3 separate regions of the Mus musculus genome follow, and regions 1 and 2 are each linked to region 3. Evidence: chromatin contacts called from ENCODE Hi-C or POLR2A ChIA-PET data. All regions are on one chromosome and are shown on one strand. The core of a region is the stretch at or near the end of the contact, and the rest is flanking DNA. Distances in the headings are between cores, read along the strand shown.

Region 1 (3,600 bases), core at 342-2,841, 61 kb before region 3:
TTTGATTTCCGACACCCATGTTGAAGCTCACAACCATCTGTAACTCCAGTTCCAGGGGTCCTAAGCCCCTTGTGGCCTCCTGGGGCACCAGGCATGCATACAAAATTCCCATGCACATCAATACGGTAATTAAAAACTAAATAAAGTCAATAAAAATTATTGTTATCTCTTTTTAGACTGAATGTATGTAGCTATGTTGGTGGTATCTTTTACTATAAAACCATTTTATTAAAACAGCCAATGTCCTTAGAAGACAACTGCATTTGCTTAGACAGGTGAGATATGACTGAAGTATTGACACACAGTAATTAATTCTTACTTTTGAGTGTTTTGGCTTCCTGAGCCTCAGTTTCCCTATATGCAAGCATGCTGGTGACATAATAGACTTTGTCTTCCTGTGTGCAGGTCCTGGGTTCCCTTTCTCCCTCTCCTGGGCACCTCTCTCTTCTCTAGCACACACACATGCATTCGTGCATGCATGCAGGCACACTGACAGCCAGGCTCCCTTCCCTCTGCCCTGAGTCACTAGTGTCCCCCAGAATGCTCATAGTGGTCCCTGGTGCTACAGAGTGGGAGCTCCTATTTTTTTTTTCCAAGACAGGGTTTCTCTGTGTAGCCCTGGCTGTCCTGGAACTCACTCTGTAGACCAGACTGGCCTTGAACTCAGAAATCCTCCTGCCTCTGCCTCCCAAGTGCTGGGATTAAAGGTGTGCGCCACCACACCCAGCTGGGACCTCCTATCTTGATCTACATGGCTGAGGCCCTTCAGCTTTTTCCTGCATTTCTCAGAGGTAAATGGAGCAAGCATGATAACTCACACCTATAACCTCAGCACACAGGATCCTGATGGATGGGGCCACTGGGCTGTTTGAGGCCGGCATGGGTTACATAGCTTGACCTTGTGTCAGAAAGAACAACAAAAGCCAAAGAAAACAGAAGGTCCCTGAGCACAAGGATCTGTCCAATATCTAAGCCCCAGGATGATAATGTACAGGGCTGTGCTCGACTGAGGGATCTTGACCTCTTGAGGATAAGGGACAAGATGAGTTTTTGCAGTCTGCTTGATAGCATTCTTCACGGACTCTCCCATGGCGATTGGTGTCAATGTCCCTCCTTTTCCTGGCATTTCCTCCACCACTATGCAACTTGTGGTGGTGGAGCCCTCCTGTCTTGGGAAGGTATTTACTTCAAGAAAAGTGTCCCTGGTCCTGAGTGTGACTCTATCGCTGAACAGGCTTCAGTTCACAACCTATGTGACTGAACTGGAGTGGCCGGATCTCTGCCGGCTGTGGCCTCAACTTGTGCAACTAGAAACCTGGACCAAGCCGGTGGACGTGTCAAGTTGTTGAAGTGAACCTGCGAGGCCGTTCTATTCCGGTTTTGCATGGTGCACGGAACCTGCTTCTGCAGAGCCGGCGTTAAGCAGTCGGGTGGTACAAGCCTGGAGCCGCCCAGACTTCGTGTGGCCAGGGGCGTGGCTAGAGATGCTGGGGCGGGACTTGTTCAGAAACGGGGCGGAGCCGGCTCCGACCTACCGTGGGGCGGGGCAGGAGGGAGGCGGAGCAGGAAGGGGCGGCGGCCCTGCCCGGCTTCCGCGTCATTGCCCTTAAAGCACCTGCCCGCCTGTCGCGGCTACGAAGGTGCCGTCAGAGCCCGAGACTCGGCTCCATGGACACCTTACAGACGACGTCCGGCGCTCAGCGGGGTGAGTGCTACCGGGTGGAACGGGTGCTGCGCTGCGTTGGGTCTGACTCCGGGAGGGTCGCGCGCGGGCAGTGTCTCCATCGCTGGGACCCCGCTGAGTTCACCCTGGTGCGTGGAACGGGGTGTCTTGGGGCACCCGGCGTTCTCCGGGCTCTAGCCAGGACCTCCTCGCGTCACCGGGCCCGGTAGCCAACCAGAGTCGCCCAGCAACTTTTCTCTCCGTGGGTCACCCCGGAAACTTGTCCTTCCCAGAATAGAACTCTGTCCCTGAGCCGAAGTATGAGACTCGGAGACGAAGGCGGTGGCCACAATGGGGAAGCCCCTGGGTCCCCTGCGCACTTCCAGCCCCAGTTTCCTTCTGAGAGCCCCGCCCCTGCCTCTTGGGTCCCTTGGGTTGGCATGGAACAGAACGGGGTTTGGGGGTGGAGTCAGACCAAGTTCAAATGTTTGTATCACAAACTTTGAGTTGATGATCTTGAGTAAACGCTTACTGCCTGTGCCTCGGTCTCCCTCTTGTAAAAATAACTAATGCTGAGAGCTCTTTGAGAGCACAGCGTGGGCTGACACGTGAGAATGGCTTTGAATAGCGTCTTCTCAGTTCGTGTTGCCCCATTCTGTGGAAGAGAGTCTGAAAGAGACCTATATTGGGCATTGCTTGCCCTTAACCCTGTGGTCTGGTCAATAGGAGCTGTGATGGACACATTCCAAGAATGTGAAATATGAGTGACCCTTGTGGAACGAAGCCTGTCCAAGAATCCAACCCCACCATGAGTCTGTGGAGTCTTGAGGACAGACACAGCAGCCAGGGTCGACCTCAGCCAGACCAGGATCCTGTGGCTAAAGAGGCCCCTACTTCCGAGCTGCAGATGAAGGTGGACTTTTTCCGTAAACTGGGGTACTCGTCCTCTGAGATCCACAGTGTCCTGCAGAAGCTGGGAGTCCAAGCAGACACCAACACGGTGCTAGGGGAATTGGTGAAGCATGGCTCAGCTACTGAACGAGAATGCCAGGCCCTGACGGCCCCCAGCCCCCAGCCCCCTCTGGTGCCCCGGGGTGGAAGCACCCCCAAGCCTTCCACTCTAGAACCCTCACTCCCAGAGGAGGACAGAGAGGGCAGCGACCTGAGACCTGTGGTCATCGACGGAAGCAATGTGGCCATGAGGTATGTGTGGAGACCTGTGGAATAGTGTCTGTAGCTCTTCCTTTGGGAAGGGGGCTTGGCTTTTCTCTTGGACTGGTGAAGGAACACAAAAGCTGTCTGTGAGATCCCACCATGTGCCAGAAGGAACCCCTTAAGCCTTAAAGACTTCCTCAGGGCTGTTTCTCCAATGCTATAAGAAGGAAAACAGCTCAAATCCTTGCCAAGAGTCACACTTCTTGATAAATGAGAAGCAAAGATTCAAACCCAGCCTTCTTTGCCTGGAGTGTACCTTGTGCCATGGTCTATCCTTGCCTACGGCATGAGGCAGGACAGTATAAGGGATTAACCCGTGGGCCAGTCACTTAGCCAGTTGGGCTTTTTCTTCTCCTGTCAAACTTTCCACTCAGGTGGCCCCTGTGGGGAGAAAATTCATAGAACGTGGAGAGTTACAAGTACTCAGTGGAGCCGGGCGTGGTGGCACACACCTTTAATCCCAGCACTTGGGAGGCAGAACAGGCAGATTTCTGAGTTCAAGGCCAGCCTGGTCTACAGAGTGAGTTCCAGGATAGCCAGGTTCTATACAGAGAAACCCTGTCTCAAAAAAGAAGAAGTACTCAGTGGACAGATGTTATTCCATGACTTGAGTCTTCTGGGATCTCCTTGTCCCCGACTCGAGCTCCCACTGAAGCAAGGCTCATTAGTTATTCAGAGCTTCCTAGCCCTAACCAGCTGTGACCTTTTGGTCAGATCTGGCA
Region 2 (3,346 bases), core at 665-3,164, 37 kb after region 3:
GAGATCCACCTGCCTCTGCCTCCCAGGTACTGGGATTAAAGATGTGAGCCACCACCTGTCTTAACTTTCAAGAGATGATGATGGGTTCTAAAAGTTGGGTTAAATTTCACACAAATCATGGCTTATAGGACTGATTCCCACAGCTTCTGAGGTTAGAAGCAGCATATCTAGAAACCCTCTTTGTGAATTCATAACTAATTCTCTTGTCCTAAATTTTTAATAATTTTATTTATTTATACTTCATATGTAAGTATAATATGTAATACCATATCCTGCCCACATGTCTCTGCACTAAACACACACAGCGTGTCAGTGAAGGCCAGAAGTGGGTGGCAGATCTCTTGGAACTGGAGTTACAGATAGATGGTCGTCTGTATCATGGGTGCTGGGAATCACTGCAGGTCCCCTGCAAGAACAGCCAGCGTTCTTAACCCCTGAGCCATCTCTCCAGCCCCTCCCACTCTAAATTTTAAGAGAGAACCCAAAATCAAACTAAACCCCTGGAGGGCTCTCCTGAGAAGTCGGCCCACACACATCTGGCTACCTATCCTTTTCCTGAGTCCCTCTTCCTACCAACCCTCAAGGTTTCCGTCTACATTTTTCAGCTGTTGATAAACTTAACCCCTGCTTAGAAACATCATCACACTAATCACCAACCAATCCCAAGTGAATCTTCCAAATGCATGGTATTATGTGACTTAATACAGTTATAAAAGATCACAAAGTAACGCAGCAACTTTCCTGCATGTTCTCCTTTAGTACTGCTACATACACAGTACTAAACATTATACGGATATATGTGGGTAGATGCCTTGAAGGCCAGAGGTATCAGATTCCCCTTGGAGTTGAACTTCCAGGTAGGTGAGAGCTGATTGAACTGGAATTGAACTCTGGTCCTCCTGCAACAGCAGTACGAGTGAGCTCTTATTCTCCCCATGTTCTCTCCAGTCTCTGAGTGTTTTCATCATTTTTTTAAAAAAATCTAATCAAAACCCTAATTATGCAAATTACAAGGAGATACAGAAGTCAGCTATCCTTGCAGCCTTACGGAGACAAGAGTATACCTAATTTTTCCCCCCACCAGTTTGAGACAGTCTCACTATGCAGACCAGGCTGGCCTCGAATTCACAAGAGATCTGTCTGTCCTGCCTTCCCAGTATTGGGAACTACAGGGATGCGTCACCAAGCCCCTCTATGACTAACCCATATTTAAACACAGTTTTAGTAGCTAAATCAAAGTGGGAGGGACTCCTCGAAAGCCTGTTTTGTTTGCCCTGTAGATGGGAATTTCTCGTATCTCAAAACCACCTCTATTGAAATCACTATATTTACCTGAAGTGTTGCTTATGCATGGTCTGATTCCACGGTCAAAGCTAAGGTGGCACGAATGCTATGGTTAAGGGTAAAATGCCACCTGGGCCAACCTACTCCACTCTGTGTCTTCAGTCTGTACCCTGTAGTCCAGATAGCCACTAACTCGTGATCCCCTCTGCCTCAGCTTCCTAAGTGCTGGGATGACAGGCATGTGCCAGGACTCCAGGACCCTAGCCCACTTTTAACTTGCCTTTCTCTACACCTCCTCCTGAGAGGCCTCGGGGCTGCCAGAGGCTGGCGTGACTCATCCCCCAACTTTAGAGCAGGTGCCTAGACCTCGGGTCCGCCGCCCAGGCCGGAACGGGCCTTCCTCCGTCCCCGACGGCTCCTGCGGCCTGGTCCCGCCCGGTCCGCCGTACCTGGGTTGGTGCTGGCCGCCGAGCGGTTGATGGTGCTCCGTCCTTTGTACTTGGGCTTCACCATCCTGACGACAGTACCGACACCGCTCTGCTACTCGCGAGGTAAACCACTTCACGACTTCCCAGCCGGGAAAGCGTCCTGTGTGAAGCACGTTGGACCCTGAACACGCGCGACGTCACTTCCGCTCGCGCTACGCGACTTCCTGAGAGCGCGCGGCGCTTGCCTAAGGCTGACCCGGCTCCGCCTCTGTCCTGCTCCCGCCTCCCCCGGGTCTAGCAACCGTCAAGCGTCCCTTCCATAGCAACGTCCAGGGCACCGGGCAGTCCTGGGTTTAGTGAGAAAAAGAGAGAAAGAGAAAAAGAGAGAAGCCTGTTCTCGGCCCAGTGCATGAGCTGATGGGAATTTGCCCTCTGAACCTTTCTAAAAGTGTTCCAGCAAGAGCGGGCAAATATCAGAACAGGTCATACCTGCCTTTAAATTTTAGGCTGGAGTAGAGCAGTTTTTAGTAACAACAGACTTTGGATTCAAGCCTCAGCTTGAAAGAAAGAGAGAGAGACAGAGAGACAGAGAGAGAGACAGAGAGAGAGAGAGAGAGAGAGAGAGAGAGACAGAGAGAGAGAGAGAGAGAGATTTTAAATTCTCCAATGGTTTATTATCGCAAAGAGAGACAGATTCAAACTCCTTCCAATCCCTACAAAACTTGTGATCTGGCTCCGTTCCTCTGACCTCATTTCTCCCTCTTCTGACATTTACACTGAATGTTGCTCTGTTTGATCACACATTCCCTGAATCGGCATCGCTGGTTCCTTCTGGTCAGTTCCTGCTCAAATATCCTCTATCCATAGGATTGCAAACACTAGCAAATTCATCAGCATGGTGACACACACCTATAATACCAATGCTCAAAAGGCAGAGGAAGGAGTTCCAGACTTGTCCACATTATATAGCATGACTTGTCTCCAAGAAGGTGGAGGAGTAGGAGTAGGAGCAGGAGGAGGGGGAGGAGGAGGAGGAGGGGGAAGCAGGAGGGGGGGAGGAGAACATCAAGAAAAAAAATACAAGACAGTGAAATTTGAATTTCAGGTTAAAAATAAATAAACACACTTTCTAGCTTATATTCCAATCATCGTTTAGGATAACTTAAAGGATCTAAGGAAACATGATATACTTGAGAGGCTAAGGCAGGAGGATTGTCACAAGTTCAAATCCAGCTTGAGCTACATAGAGAGACCCTACACCAAAAGATTTTTTTCACTGTTCACTTGTTTTTAAATGGAACTACATTCTCTTGATCTATCTGGCAGCAGCTCCTTTGGCAGAAGTATTTGCTGAGTTACTGATTTAAGTCAGCCACTCTCTTCCTGTTATTCCATCCCACCTCACTTCACGGCACATGCCACTACCCGAAATGACTCTGTTCACAAGAGCATTGGCTGCTTTCTTGGGTCTAGGCCATAAGCTTAGGAAAATGGAAATCAGGTACGTTATTCACCTCCGTGTCCCCAGAACGTAACAAAGCTGAGTGTGTTGGCATGAGCCTCTAACCTCAGCATTTGAGGTTAGACTATCTGCCGTGAGTTCAAGGCTAGTCTAGCCTGGGCTATATAGGAAG
Region 3 (3,339 bases), core at 613-3,112:
TATCAGACATCATGAGGCACCTTGATGGTGGTGAAACGTCTGTGTCCTGACCACGACACTGTCCAGCTGTGCGAGAAGTTGCCATTGAGAGAAACATGGATATGTACATCTCTCCGTATTATTTCTGACAAGAGTTATCAGAATCAAATCAACAATTGTCTCCAAACGTTAAAATTTCAGGAAAAACAGCCCCAAATACATATCCCATTTTTAGAAAAGCCCACTGCAGTGACAAGGAAGCATGTCCACACCTGGCTGCCAACCTCTTGGGGTTCAGCAACAGCTCTGGGCTGGAGCTTTCCACCCATGGTCCCTGCCCACTCACTCACTCACTCACTCACCTGCTTCACTTTGACCATGGGGTAGTGGGGACTCTGGCTTCTCTTGGTCCGTGGTGACTTGCTTCTTCTCCCAGAGGACTTGCTTTTCTTCTTGGCTGGGGACCTTTACAGAGAATGGTACACAGGATTTTTTACCTCAAAGTTCCTTCCCGAAAGTAAGTTAGCTTCCAGGATCAGGCTCACCTACTAAACACAACACATCTGTGAGATCAGTAGCCACAGCAGGCCTTCACTTCCCATAAACACTTCTCCCAACCACATACACAATGGCCTGCTAAGCCTTCTCACCTAGACAACCTTATTCTCCAACCCCAACGCCTCAGAAACCTTTCTTCTCCGGATGCGCCATCCTACTATCTGGCACTACTATCCAGGAAGCCAATCTAGCCTGGTTTTTTCCCTAACACAACTCCCTTCTCCAACAACCAAAACCAATCCCTTGGCAGGTCTCAGGGCCCTGCCCTGTCCTCCATCCCACATCCTTCCTACCAGCCTACAATGCTGCTCCATCTCTCAATTCCAGATATGCTGGCTGTTTTGTTTTTGTTTTTGTTGCTGCTGTTGTTCAACTTCTAAAACAAACAGAATTCCAGCTCAGGTTCTATGTATATATTTTTCTGTCATAATCGTGCACGCGCCGTGTTTGTGTGTATACACTCAGAAACCTCCTGTCTCAGCATCCCCTCTGCTGGGTTACAAGCATGCCCGACCACAGTGGGTTGGTCCTTCCTGGAGTCTTTGCTAAAAGACTCTTGACTCAAGAGAATGGATCAATCCTACCAGCCAGGTCTCCGTTAAGGAGCACCTCTGTACAAGCCCTCTCTTTTTTCTACCCAGCCTCTCGCTACCACACTGCCGTTTTGATCTGTCTTTAATACTGACTGAAATTATCTATTTGTTGTTTTCCTTCTTCGAGTTAGAGCCTGCCCAACTTCGCCAAGGAAAAAGCATCTCTCTTCTTTGCCTTGTGACCCAGTACCTCCAATTGATCTTTAACCCACACTACGCACTCAATAAATCGATGCCACATGGAGGCATTGGCGAATGAGTGCTGCGAAGAAGTCGCCAAGACCCAACGTGTCTTTGTAGGCAGACGAGGGGAGAAGCCACTCGCACCATCCACTCGCGGGCAGGCGGGGGAAATCTCATTTCAACTCAACAGGTGCTCTGCACTCCAGAGCCGCTCGCACCACCGGCCCCCGCGCCATCCCGTCCTCCGCCCAATCACCGGCTCGCTTACCGGGCTCGGCTCCCGCGGTGACCCGAGTGGCCAGGCTCGGCGGCGGGCGGGGACAGGCTAGCGGCTGGAGCGTCGGGCCGGCGGTGCGCGACGGGTTCGGGGCTCAGACGCTCCTGTTTCACCACCACGGTCGTCAGAGCGTCGCCTGACCGGTGTCGCCGCCGGCCGCTCCGCTCCCGCTCGCTTTTCCCCGCCTTCATCCTGCGGCCCGACCGAGAGTCACTTGCACGGTCCGTTGAGCCACTTGAGCCGTAGGAAGTGACGGACAGCTTTGCACTTCCGCTTCCGGGCAGCGCGCTATCCCAGAAGCCTTCACGGTGTCGGCCCCCCTGATGGGCGGGGCCCCAGGTGTTTGAGTCTCAGACGCTGGGGACGCCGGCGCGAGTGGCCACGGGGTCCCCGCTGCTGGGAGGTGTGGCTGGAGTACTGAAAAGGCAGGGCCAACCCCCCGGGAGGCTGAAGCAGGAGGATCGCAGTAATTTCGAGGCCAACCTGGGCAATTTAGTGAAACTGTCTCAAAATCTGAAAAAGTTGTAGCTCGGATAGATCGCAAAGCTCTGAATTCATCCTCAGCACCGCCAAATAGAAATCAAGAGTTAAAAGGGGAGGGAAGGCTGAGATTGTAGCTTAGTTACCGAGCGAGCGTTTGCCTCGCGAGTACGAAGCCCTGGATTAGTCCCCAGAACCTCAAAAAAATATATATGACAATCTCCCCCCCCCCCCGTCATAGTCAGGTTTTCAGTGTACCCTGGCTGTTCTAGAAGTCACTCTATAACCAGGCTGACCTTGAACTCTGCCTCCCTCTGACTCCCAAATGCTGTCATTAAGGTGTGTGGTACCATCGCCCAGCTTTTTTTTTTTTTTTTTTTTTTTTTTTTTGAAAAAAGAAAAAAACCTGTGGGAAAGCTAACCCAGCTCTGTTCCTTGCGCGTTATTAGTAGTTACGAAACACAGACACTCAACAATGTGAAACTCTTTTTTGTTTCTTGAAATAGTGTCTCTATATAGCCTTGGCTGTCCTGGAATCCACAAAGATCTGCCAGCCTCTGGCTTCCAAATGCCAATCGTCGCCAAATACTCTATAGAGTCACTAGATGACTTCCGTTTTAATCAAAGGTGGTCTGTCCATTTCATCATAAACCGAAACAGACCTAACGCTAGGGGTCCAGTCTTCTTTACTAAGAAACTTAGTGCTTGCGGAGAAAGCACAGTAGAACAAAACTTGCACGCGGCCGGCACCGCCTTCCTCAGAGGCCCCGCCCCATCCATGGGGCAAGGAGAGGAGGGGTTTCCATGGTGATCGCAAACAAGACTCCACAGGGGCCGCTACGGAGTTGTTACCCCTACTGCCACCATGATACCCCCAGCAGACTCTCTGCTCAAATATGACACCCCGGTGTTGGTGAGCCGGAATACAGAGAAACGGAGCCCCACGGTATGAACAGGCGTCTCAGGGGACGCGAGATCCTACAAACTCCCATGGGGAAAAGACATCCCAGCTTTGAGGATCTCTGGAATTTCAGGGGACAGATTGCTGGGGCTGACAGCCAAGGGAATTGGGACAGGGATGGAGGTTGGGAGAAGAGAACAAGAAGCCTAGCTATGACCTTAGAGGACAAATTTAAGATGAGAAAAGTCACATGGAAAAGATGGGGTTTGTGGTAGTCAAGTCCAAGAAGAGGTCTGGTAGTGACTTACCTTCGTCTAGAGAGTCAGAACAGAGGCCTGACCACTCATTCTAGAAACACCAGTTCAAAC

Evidence for each region. A loop is a pair of places that touch in the nucleus more often than their neighbours do. ChIA-PET counts read pairs that join two places held with the same protein, here RNA polymerase II (POLR2A).
Region 1: a map of T-helper 2 cell shows a loop between it and region 3 (2.3-fold over the local background). The contact joins the promoter of Zc3h12a here to the promoter of Snip1 in region 3. A Hi-C loop is called at or near these places in 2 of 37 maps with a recorded cell type or tissue (T-helper 2 cell and regulatory T cell). POLR2A ChIA-PET finds 5 or more read pairs at or near these places in 1 of 5 experiments (Patski).
Region 2: a loop to region 3 is called in a map of gastrocnemius, with 5 times the contacts of the local background. The contact joins the promoter of Gnl2 here to the promoter of Snip1 in region 3. A Hi-C loop is called at or near these places in 5 of 37 maps with a recorded cell type or tissue (T-helper 2 cell, gastrocnemius and heart). POLR2A ChIA-PET finds 5 or more read pairs at or near these places in 2 of 5 experiments (Patski and embryonic stem cell).

The regions. Positions count from the first base shown.
Region 1 is chr4:125,125,872-125,129,471 of GRCm38, reverse strand. It overlaps Zc3h12a (zinc finger CCCH type containing 12A), which reads left to right and starts at 1,591. Exons shown (of 6, transcript NM_153159.2): 1 at 1,591-1,705; 2 at 2,390-2,866. The coding sequence starts at 2,424.
Region 2 is chr4:125,028,582-125,031,927 of GRCm38, reverse strand. Gnl2 (guanine nucleotide binding protein-like 2 (nucleolar)) reads right to left here and starts at 1,914. Exons shown (of 16, transcript NM_145552.2): 1 at 1,734-1,914. The coding sequence starts at 1,797.
Region 3 is chr4:125,065,195-125,068,533 of GRCm38, reverse strand. It overlaps Snip1 (Smad nuclear interacting protein 1), which reads right to left and starts at 1,862. Exons shown (of 4, transcript NM_175246.5): 1 at 1,582-1,862; 2 at 342-444. The coding sequence starts at 1,781. Dnali1 (dynein, axonemal, light intermediate polypeptide 1) reads left to right here and starts at 2,877. Exons shown (of 6, transcript NM_175223.4): 1 at 2,877-3,016. The coding sequence starts at 2,936.